Regions from separate parts of the Mus musculus genome. Here region 1 is linked to region 2. The links are chromatin loops, found by intact Hi-C in ENCODE. Cell type or tissue: left cerebral cortex. All regions are shown on one strand. Links, peaks and the distances in the headings refer to the core of each region. The heading gives the core; the rest is flanking DNA.

Evidence for each region. Hi-C counts contacts between places; a loop is a spot of excess contacts. Peaks named below come from ENCODE experiments on the same cell type or tissue, not always from the same donor. Only the 100,000 strongest peaks of a DNase experiment are listed, where the experiment ranks them.
Region 1: it touches region 2 in a loop (2.9-fold over the local background); 2 of 42 quality-filtered maps call a loop at or near these places.

Annotation. Positions count from the first base shown.
Region 1 is chr16:38,870,429-38,875,807 of GRCm38, forward strand. It overlaps Gm15802 (a long non-coding RNA gene), which reads left to right. Exons shown (of 4, transcript XR_876078.1): 4 at 5,249-5,285. Among named protein-coding and RNA genes, the nearest start is that of Igsf11, 29 kb to the right of the region's middle. In left cerebral cortex, for the core only: no CTCF peak of the experiment used is centred there; DNase peaks (open chromatin) are centred at 2,996 and 4,241; H3K27ac peaks cover 1,877 bases.
Region 2 is chr16:38,960,696-38,966,074 of GRCm38, forward strand. All of the region lies in intron 1 of Igsf11 (immunoglobulin superfamily, member 11), which reads left to right. It also overlaps the pseudogene Gm34258. Among named protein-coding and RNA genes, the nearest start is that of Igsf11, 61 kb to the left of the region's middle. In left cerebral cortex, for the core only: a CTCF peak has its summit at 2,263; DNase peaks (open chromatin) are centred at 1,372 and 2,181; H3K27ac peaks cover 1,846 bases.

The DNA.
Region 1 (5,379 bases), core at 182-5,181, 90 kb before region 2:
CTCAGGATGATGCCCTCCAGGTCCATCCATTTGCATAGGAATTTCATAAATTCATTCTTTTTAATAGCTGAGTAGTACTCCATTGTGTAGATGTACCACATTTTCTGTATCCATTCCTCTGTTGAGGGGCATCTGGGTTCTTTCCAGCTTCTGGCTATTATAAATAAGGCTGCTATGAACATAGTGGAGCATGTGTCCTTCTTACCAGTTGGGGCATCTTCTGGATATATGCCCAGGAGAGGTAACAACAGATCCTGAAGAAATCCAAAACACCATCAGATCCTTCTACAAAAGGTTATACTCAACAAAACTGGAAAACCTGGACGAAATGGACAAATTTCTGGACAGATACCAGGTACCAAAGTTGAGTCAGGATCAAGTTGACCATCTAAACAGTCCCATATCACCTTTGTCGTCAGCAACAAACTTCTGTCTCTTGGGCTGGTTCCACTCCATTAACAGGTTTCCTTAGCAGATAGCTCATGGCTCTGGCATCTCCAAAATCTTGGGGTCTCCAAGGCAACTTCAAAGTTACAACTTTCTGTTTCAACATCTGGTATCCACACATGATCTTCTGGGCTCCTCCAAAGGGCTGGTGTCACTTCTCCAGCTCTGCCTTCTGTAGCACTCTAAACTCAGGTTGATCCACTCCATTACTGCTGCTGTTCTTGGTGATCATCCCATGTAACTGGCATTGAAAGATTCTGACAGAATGTCAAAGGTCACAGAAGCTCTGGGTAACTCTTGCATATCACCAAGTACAGCTGTAGCAGGAGGTACATCCTTGGCTATATCTGGAACGCAGCTTCTTTGTGCTCTCAGAAAACACTTCCCAGAAGATTTCAGTTCAATGACGCTGGTCTCTTCTTAATCACTGCTAATTTCTCAGCTTCAGCTAACCAGCATCAATAGTCCCAGTAGTCCCTTCTATTCTTGACTCTAAAGCCAGAGCCACATGGCTGAAGCTGCTCTCTGCTGCTTGCAGGATCTGGAACCGATTGCTTGATTTTTAAGTAGTTACCAAAGTGGGCAATCGGCCTGTTAAAGTGTTATCGGTGCTCTTCATGTTTGCCGGCACACAGTGGTTAAGATATGGAATCAAGCTAGGTAAACATTAACAGATGACGGGATTTATGCAGGATGGGTATATATAATCAAAGGCCTACTGCTTGACTACAGAAAAGAAGTGCCACGGAAGACGTCATGTTTAACAAACTAAGGCAGATGCAGTAAGAAGTACTTCGTGTTCTCAAATGTACGCGAAAGCTAAAAACAGCCAAACAAAACCCAATCCCCAAACAAATCACCGAAACAGTTGAACTCAGTTCAGATCAGAATAGCGATGATTAGAACCTCGAGGGATCTGGGGGAGGAGGAAGACTGGAGCGGTTGCTCTACAGTGTGAAGTCCCAGTTAGACTAAAGATCTGGTGCTTTTAATACAGTGACGTGACTGCAGCAAACACAATGTTTATTCCAAACACCCAGAAGAATGATAAACTGTAAAGAAATGAGAAATACCTGTACTGACTTAATCACTACACATCGTGTGTGTGTGTGTGTGTGTGTGTGTGTGTGTGTGTGTGTGTGTGTGTGTGTGTAGAATTATTACATGGAGCAGCAGAAATCCCTACAATTAAAGAGCAAAGGAAAAAGTGAAAAAAAAAAGCTTTCCTTTTCTATGTCTTCACTTCTTCACAGCCCACCGCCATCCAGCTGGGATGTCTTGGGAAAGGGCTACGAGTCAACGCAATTCTTCCTCTCATTCTTTCTTTAACCTTTACATAGATCTGATCCTTGGCAACTCATATGACTTCAGATGTGCTCAGCTCATTCAGGGTGGTGTGGCTGTAGAATAGCTTTTGATAATTCATAATTTCCATCTATGGCTTCTATGACATTCACCTTGGTTTTCTTTCTCTAGTCTATGTTCCTCTAAGTCTATATTTGGATAATATTCCCTTGAGGGCTCTTCTTTCATTTCATCATTCTTTGATTTCTTTGTTGATTGATTCTATAAAGATTAGAGTGCCTACTTACTGTGCACCAGATACTGTTAAGTACAGAGGTATAAAAACACAATGAAACCTTTGTCTTCATAGACTTTCTTTCTTTCTTTCTTTCTTTCTTTCTTTCTTTCTTTCTTTCTTTCTTTCTTTCTTTCTTTCTTTCTTTCTTTCTTTCTTTCTTTCTTTCTTTCTTTCTTTCTTTCTTTCTTTGTGTACAGCACTGGGCATTGAACTTGGATCTCACACTTGCTCACAGGCTAGGCAGGGGCTTCACTGCTTTCTCTCTCCAGCCCTTTTAAGTTTTTATTGAAGACAGGGTCTATCCAGGTAGGGCTTGAACTTGTGATGCTCCTGCTTCAGTCTCCAGCTGGGTTCACAGCCCAGTGCCACCAAGTCTGGCTTAGGGATCTTAATTTTTTATCTGAGGTGTGGCAACTCTTTCCTCCAGAAAGCCACCTCCTAATTTTGGAATCTATGAGTACATTAAGCTATACCACGAAGAGGGGTTAATGCTGCAGATGGAATGAAAGGTGCTAATCAGCCCTCAGGAAGATTTAACATCAGCCCAAGTGAGATGCAGAGTAAAAACCTCTTTCGCCACCACGTGGTGTCAAATACTAGCACTGCACACAAGTACAGTACACACTGAGGGGAAGCATCAAAGCATGGCGAGATTGGAGAACTCTGGTGAATCTATTGTATAGACTTCTACCTGGAAAGGTCCAGGGGATATATCCTTCACTCCTGTGAAAACAGAATTTGTGACAAGTCCTTGAATACTTAATCAGAGCTACTTGGTGTACGACTGGAGTATCAGGGCATTTCCGTCATGGCGGGGCACCATGTTATTCTTATTAGAATACACACTTACTCTGTATGGATTTTCCTTTTCCTGTCCACAGTGCTTCTGCCAAGACTACCATCTGTGGATTTGTAGAAGGCTGTAGCTGCTGTCAGGATGTTTCACATAAACATCATTTCTGACTAAGGAAGTTATCAGGGGGCCAGCTGATGGAATTCATCTGTCTTGTCATAAGCCTGACCATGCCAAAGAATTCTTAAAATGGTAGAACGACTTTGAATAGGGAGTTTATGGTGCCAGGAAGGGAGCTTTGCTTTGCAGAGCTGAGAGAATAATCTCTGGATGCTGAACATATTCCAAGTCCAATATGTGGTACTGTATCTGCTGTAGACAAGGTTCCTGGGTCCAGTCACCAAGGGCTGAAATTGGCACTTCCTTCTCTTATAGTGTTCTCTGGTGATCTACAAACCAAGTTTTACTTCCTACCCTCAGAATGAAGCTCTATTGGTATAGAAGTCTTGATTCCAAAGGGAAGGGTGATCTCTGGGAGGATAGCCCATGGACCACAATGTTGAGTTGGTTACTGGGAGGCTCTTCATGCCTCTGTATTCATACACAGGGAATGAGTTAACTGTCCTGTATGTTGTTACTATTGCAACCGATCCGAAAGGTTCTGAAACTGTAGATTAGGAGAGATATCAGAGATAACATTTATGATCATCAGAGATAACACCAGAGAACTGAATTGCCCTCCTTAACTTTAACAGTAAATTAAGTAAATCAGAATTGCTGCTTGTAGATTGATAGTTGTGTCAAATTGTTAGATTTGTAGTTCCCATCATATGTCATATTGTCAGGAAGATAGGTGCATGGAGTGTATGCCATGCTCTCTGCTGGTTAGTTTCTGTCAACATCACTCAAGCTAGAGTCACCTGAGAAGAGGGAATCTCAAATGAAGATGAAAGATTGCCTCCATCAGCCTGGCCTGGAGGCCTGTCTTCAGAGTGTTTGTCTTGATTAATGATTGGTGTGGGAGGTTCAACCTCCTGTGGGTAGGGCCATCCATGAGCCAGTGGTCCTGGGTTGTATAAGAAAGCAGGCTAATCAAGCAAGTGGTAAGCAACACCCCATCCATGGCCTCTGATTCAGTTCCTTACTGATTTCTGCCTGGGCTTCCCTGTAACCTATAAGCCAAATAAACCCTTTCCTCTCCAAGTTGCTTTTGGTCAGAATGTTGTACTCTGCATTAAGGTGCTCTGCGACCCTCAGTGGCCTTCTCCTTTGCAGACTGAACATAAAGTTTGCAAGGTATATTAATGCCGAGGATAAGTGGGATTATGCAAAGTGCCTCACACCTAGAGGAGCCCCCACAGATGTTCCTTCCTCCTACACAGTGCCTTTCCTCACAGAATTGTCTCATACTCTGGTGAATCACTGCTATATGGGATTTTAAAGCCAGGAAGAAATAGGTCTCAATTTTCATTGCCATGACGACAGACTCAGCAAAGTGAAAAATTTCCTCCTGAAACAGTGAGCGACTGTTAACAAAGTGGCACCTTTTTAATTGGTGGCAAGTATGTGATTTCTTTCCTACTCCCCACCCCCTTCTGCTGTTTTCCCTAATCCTGTTTGTTTATTGTGCGAGGACAGAAGGAGGAGTGTTGATTTATCCTTGCTGTGAAGATGGTAACTTGACCTTTTATGCATCTACCTTACTGCCATCAGAAGATTGTCCAAAGGATCTGGAATTTTGTTATTACCTGATGTTGGGCGGTGCCATTATCATTATCTCTGTTCTTCAGATATCTTAAAGCCATAGCCATATTTTACTCACTGAAAACAACCTCAGTGAGCTACAGTGACCATCAGGCCTTTCCTAGTCTAAATAGGACCATTTCCAAAAGAGGTTCATAAATGAAAATTCACAAATGTGTGTGGAAAATATTATTTTGAAATGCCAGAAGTTGATTCAACTAACGTCTAGGGAAATATATAACACACCTTCATAGTTTTGTGGTCTTGAGTACCAATGTGACTTCCTAAAACTGAAACCTGTGGCTCTTAGAACAGACAGCAAAAACAGTTATTCACTGTCACTAAGAAATGCTGTCCTTACATTATGAACTAACCAGTACCCCGGAGCTCTTGACTCTAGCTGCATATGTATCAAAAGATGGCCTAGCCGGCCATCACTGGAAAGAGAGGCCCATTGGACAGGCAAACTGTATATGCCCCAGTACAGGGGACCGCCAGGGCCAAAAAGTGGGAGTGGGTGGGTAGGGGAGTGGTGGTGGGGGGAGGGTATGGGGGACTTTTGGGATAGCATTGGAAATGTAAATGAGGAAAATACCTAATTAAAAAAAAAAAGGAAGAAATGCTGTCCTTGCATGCTTTACTGAAGAGGGACTCTAAATCTTGATTTTTTTTTTTTTTTTTAGATCAAGAAATCATCCTTGTATCACATCACTGGGTAGTAAGTCGTTGTAAAATAACATTTTTACTTAAAAATTATTTTCAGAAGTTACTTTGAAAGCCTGAATTCTCAAAAGTAGTTTGGTAGCATCAGTGA
Region 2 (5,379 bases), core at 251-5,250:
CTTCCTTGCCTTTATTAGCCTGTCTCTGAGGTAGGATTACAGCACCCGGTGGGCGTAGTTGTCTCTTCTAAATGTGGCACTGTTGTTACCTGCTCCTGTGCAGGCAGAGCTCTGTGTGTTCCAGAGACATCCTGCGAGCACAGATTACACAAAGGGCAGACAACTTGACTGACTTGATTAGCTGCACGCCATTCTATGTGTGAAAGGGTGAAGTGGGCACGGGGAACTGGGAGTGATGGCTAGGTCTTCACTCGACTGGTGTTGATTTATTTTGAGACAGAGTCTCTTACTTTGTGGCCCTGGATGGCCTTGGAGCTTTGTATGGAGAGCTCTCTGGCCTTGAACTCCTAGAGATCCGCCTGTCTTTCTCGCTCCAGTGCTGAGATTAAAGCCTGTGTTGACCCTTTAGCATATGACCTGCCTGATTATTTTTCTCTCTTGTCTTTACTCAAATATATAGTTCTTTATTTTAAAAAGGGGATGTGTGTGTGTGTATGTATGATATGTATGTTTGCATGTACCTGTAAGATATCTGTATGGTGTGTGTAGTCTGTATGTGTACATGCATGTATGTTTGTGTGTGTGTATGTGTGTGGTATGTATGTATGTTTGTTTGTGTGTGTGTATGTATGATATGTATGTTTGCATGTGCCTGTAAGATGCCTGTATAGTGTGTGTGGTCCGTGTGTGTACATGCATGTATGTTTGTGTGTGTATATGTGTGTGACATGTATGTATGCTTTTTGTGTGTGTATGTTTTTTTGGGTGTGGTATGTTTGTGTATATATGTCTAGTGTGTGATATGTGTGTGTGTATATGGTATGTTTGGTCTGTATGTTTGTTTGTGTATATATGTGTATGCCGTGTATGTATGGGTTTTTGTGTGGTGTGTGAATTTTGTGTGTGTATGTTTGTATGTGTGTGTATATGTGTCTAGTGTGTGGTATGTGTGTGTATAATGTCTGTGTGGTCTGTGTGTGTATGTGTGTGTGTATGATGTGTTTTGGGGTGTGGGGTGTGTGTGCCCACATATGTGGGTGTCTGCAGGGGCCAGAAAATGGTGTCAGATTCCCCATGAACTGGAGTCATAGGCAGTTGTGAGCAGCGTGGGTGCTGGGAACTGAACTCAGGACCTCTGCAAGAGCAGTGCGTGCTCTTAACCACTGAGCCATCTCTCCAACCCCAAAGGACTGACTTGTCTGCCTGTCGACTCCTCATCTGATAATCCAACTCTGGTCTCACAAATGGCAGGGGGCACTTGCCACCATTATCAGTCATCAGTCAGTATGCTTGCATCAGGCTGTCTCTGTGCCAACATGGGCTTGTAAATCCCTGTATCTGCCACTGTGCAGAGATGTGATGGAGGTGGAAGTTGCTGCTGCCTAGGAAACCCCTTGTCAAATGCCTGGTAACAGAAATCAGAGAGGTTAGATGCTTTTTTTGTAAACCTTACATCATCCTGATTTTTTAGCCTGTGTATAGTTATAATTAGCCGGGTAGTTCAGGCTTGCAAGAAAGGTGTGCTGCAGGGAGAGTCAGGCCTTCTAACACCTCTCCTCTGCCACAAATGGCCAAGTGACTTTAGGTTAAAAAAAAAAAAAGAAGCCTTTCTATGCTGTTTTGTCATATGTGAAACAGACATTGTTAGAGATATTTATATAGGTGATTTATGAAGGTCACGGTATGTGTGAGCGCTCAGCATAGGCACACATCACCCTTGATTGAATTCAATAAATGGAGCACCCATGATATGCAAGGTTAGGTAGATGGAAAGATCTCCAGCCTCGCCTTTAAATGTTTTACAGTTTAGCAGCTGAGGCTTAAATCTTTAACAGTTACTTGACGTTCTGTCTGATAAACATTATTAATGCCATTTGGGCCTCATGTTTCAATTCAGAGACCAGCATGGCAGTTACAGGATCCTGGGGCAAGCAGCCCATGTGACAGGAAAGCAAACTGTACCCGCCTATAGCCGGAGCACACATGGTCAGGTGACTGTTGCCTTGTCTTGTTGAATACGGTAGGGGTCAGGCTCAGAAACAGGACGGAGGGTGAAAGCCTCCATAATTATGAAAAGAAAAACTGGGATCCGAGCAAAGCTAACAGACACAGATGGCTTCAGGCAAACTGTGATGGGCTGGTGGGCGTGTGGTGAGGATAGATTTACCAAGCGGGCACACAACCCGAGTGTGGGTTTTCTTTTACTCTTTGCATCTGTGGAGGAAGGGAGGTCACATTCCCATGGTTGTGGTTAGGGCCGATTCTGCTGTTGTCGCTGTGTTCCCGTGATAGGTGGCACTGTCTGTGCAGTTTCTTACTGCTCTGTTTTGTTCTTTCTGTGGGCTCCTCCTGAGCTTTCCTTAATCTTTCTGCCTGTTCTTTTATGAACACCACAAGTATCTCTTCTCCCCAGACCTCCGCTTCTTTATTTCCAAAACGACACGTGCTGCTATTGAGTAAACGCACATTAACAGACGAATCCCTGCCTTTTGTGGTGCAGGTGTGTTTGCCTGCTTGCGTGTTTATGTGTTCTTGCATCTGTGTATGGCTACTCATGTGTGCAGGCATGCTGTCTAGCTGTCATTGAGGATCCCCCGTCTCTCCCTGATGCTCCCCGAAGCTGGAATTAGAGGAAGGCTACCACACCCGAGTTTCTGAGGACTTAAACTCTCGTCTGCTCTAACCATTGGGCCATCTTCCCAGCTCCAGCAGATGCATTTTTAATTTCAAAAATTTTCTGTAGGAATTATAGAAAATAGAAAAGTCCAAAGAAGAATATTGAGACCGCCCTGAATGTTTAGCCCTTGAAGGACCCGTCTCTCCTCTAAGAAATAATGTAGAGAGAGTGGATGAGTTTTTCACTTGTTAGTTATACATAGAAGACAGTTATTTGTGCTACATAGTTATTTGTGATGTCTGAAAAGTTGGAACCATTTTTTCTTCAAAAATTATAATCACTTCTGTAGTACAGCATTTTGAAAAACTTGCCCTTTGTAAGATTATATTGGTCACTGATCTTGAATCACTTATTTGCCTGAAGAATAGTGAAGTAGAGACAGGAGAAATGAGAACTCTTTGTTATATGGCCAAGAGAGTTTTCTTCCTTTATGGTTTCTTCTTTACATTTCTTTTTGCTCTTTACCTTAGCTAACAGATGGAGCCCAACCAAATCTTTGTGGTGTCCTTTAGTGTAGTAACTCCTGTTAGGACTTGACTATAGTCCTTTAATTATTTAACTTGTAGGTTCCTAATCTGGGTTGAGGCAGGACAGCTGTATCTCCTACAATTATATTTTAGGATCTACTTATGTGCTCACTTTTCTGAGAAGGTATTTGTTCTGTGAATCTCACCAGATTTTCAAATTGTCCTGTGTGCTGGAAAAAGATTTAAGGGACTGTGTGTAAGATATGGTTCTGGCTTAGCCCTGACACTGTCGTCAACTCTGGCAGTGCATTGGGTACCAGAACCTTGTAAAAAGTGATCAATTGTGACAAATTTAGTTTGTTGATTAGAAAAAAATCAAGGGGATTTTGCTACCTCTGTGAATCCTATCAGCTCTCTATTGGTACTGTATTGATAGATTTGGTAGGCTACTGTCAATTCTATGACTATTAGTACTTTATTGGTAGATTTGGTAGGCTACTGTGAATCCTATGACTATGTATTGCTACTGTATTGATAGATTTGGTACTCAAGCTCAAAACACTAGAGTGATGCTGTCCAAACTCACAAAACCAGACAAGGTGTTCTTCAGGTGAAATTGTTTTAAGAAGTGATCTGTGCAGATCACTGTGACACCCACTTTGTTTAGGGTCTACCCAACATTCCAAATGTAAACTGCCTTGCCTTTCCTCTGGTGTGTGCCTTGTCTTTCCTCTGCCTGCTCTTCTTCAAGAAGTGTGTGTGTGTGTGTGTGTGTGTGTGTGTGTGTGTGTGTTGTTAAGTGCATATTTATCTTAAGCTGGGGATCTCATTTCTTTTCTCAACTGTTGACATACTGGTGACATGACAAGGCTTTCCTGGCCCTTCCCTCCCCACCCCCTTCCCTCCCTCCTTAGCTCTACTGTTCTTCAGCTCCTTCCCAGCCTTGCAGTCACTATTGCTGTGTGTGCTAACCATAAGACTTCATGCTTTGTCCACACATGCAGATAGGATGTGTTCAGTTTAGTTAGGTTTGTCCTTCTAAGACTCTATATGCCTGTGTGCAAACCTTGAGTGTGGTGATGCTCCACAACCCTCACTCCCAAACTGCAGATGAGACATGGAGGACATGAGGGGAAACAGTTGTTCTATGAGCAGGGCCTGTAGACAGTGGAAGGAGGGACTGTTGTTGTATTTCAGAACATCCCACAGAAGGTTGAAATAGCTGAGGTCCCAAGGATCTTTTGGCTTCAGTATTTCAAGAGTTAAAAAGCATTATCTCCACAGAGGCCAATACGGATGGAAGGCTTCTCTACATGGTTGAGTTCATAGGGTGATTACCCATAGAGCTTAGCAGACTCCATCATATGACTGTTGTCAGTGAAGTAAAATCAATATCAGTTAGGGGATACTAATTAAAACTGTAGCCTCCTCCAGGAAAAACACATTGATTGTTTCTCTCCATATAAAGCATCAACACTTGACTGTATATAGGCAAATGCAGACATAAAGTTTACTCCAGACAAAAGGAAGACAGAAGCAGGGTTTCCTTAGTTTGTGTCTGCTCATCATCACTTGGTGCTTCTGGGTCAGGAGACCTCGTTTCAGCAGCACACATCCATTACAGTGCTTTCTCTTTCACTCTCATTTTACACAGTGTACCAGGCTCATTGCACCATGCCCATGAACCTCGTGTTTCCCTGTGAGTGTAGTATTCCCAGAGCTGCAGCCCCTCAGCCCTCAGCAGAAAGAAGGCGCTGCATGATCAAAAGGAACCAATGGAAATCACAGTCATCTCTGCCTGACCTTTGGAGCAGATGGAGCGATCTCTACATTCTGGGGAGACTGGGGGAATCATGCTGGCTGTCCTATTTTCAGAGTGACAGTTCATGGAAGAACAGAAAGACAGATGTTGAGGACCGTGTAGTCCTTCAGTTGTTAGGTTTCAGTGTGTGTGGAAGCAAAACCCGGGACTGACCCTTGAGTTTTACCTTATCAGATCCTAGCATCTGTGTGTGGTGGAGTCCTTGGAAACAGATGCCCCTCTCGAGGCCGGTGGATGCGGTTCAGGGACCGCATTCTTACAGTCACCAAGGCCAGAGATTCCCACAAGGGGTGACCTGGCAGAGGCGCTGGACCATCCTTGCTGCAGCCCTAAGTTCAAAGGCTGCTTGAGAAATGCTTTAAGCTTTCAGGGTTCCTGGAAAATTGCTTAAACACACCAGTCATTTTGATGAT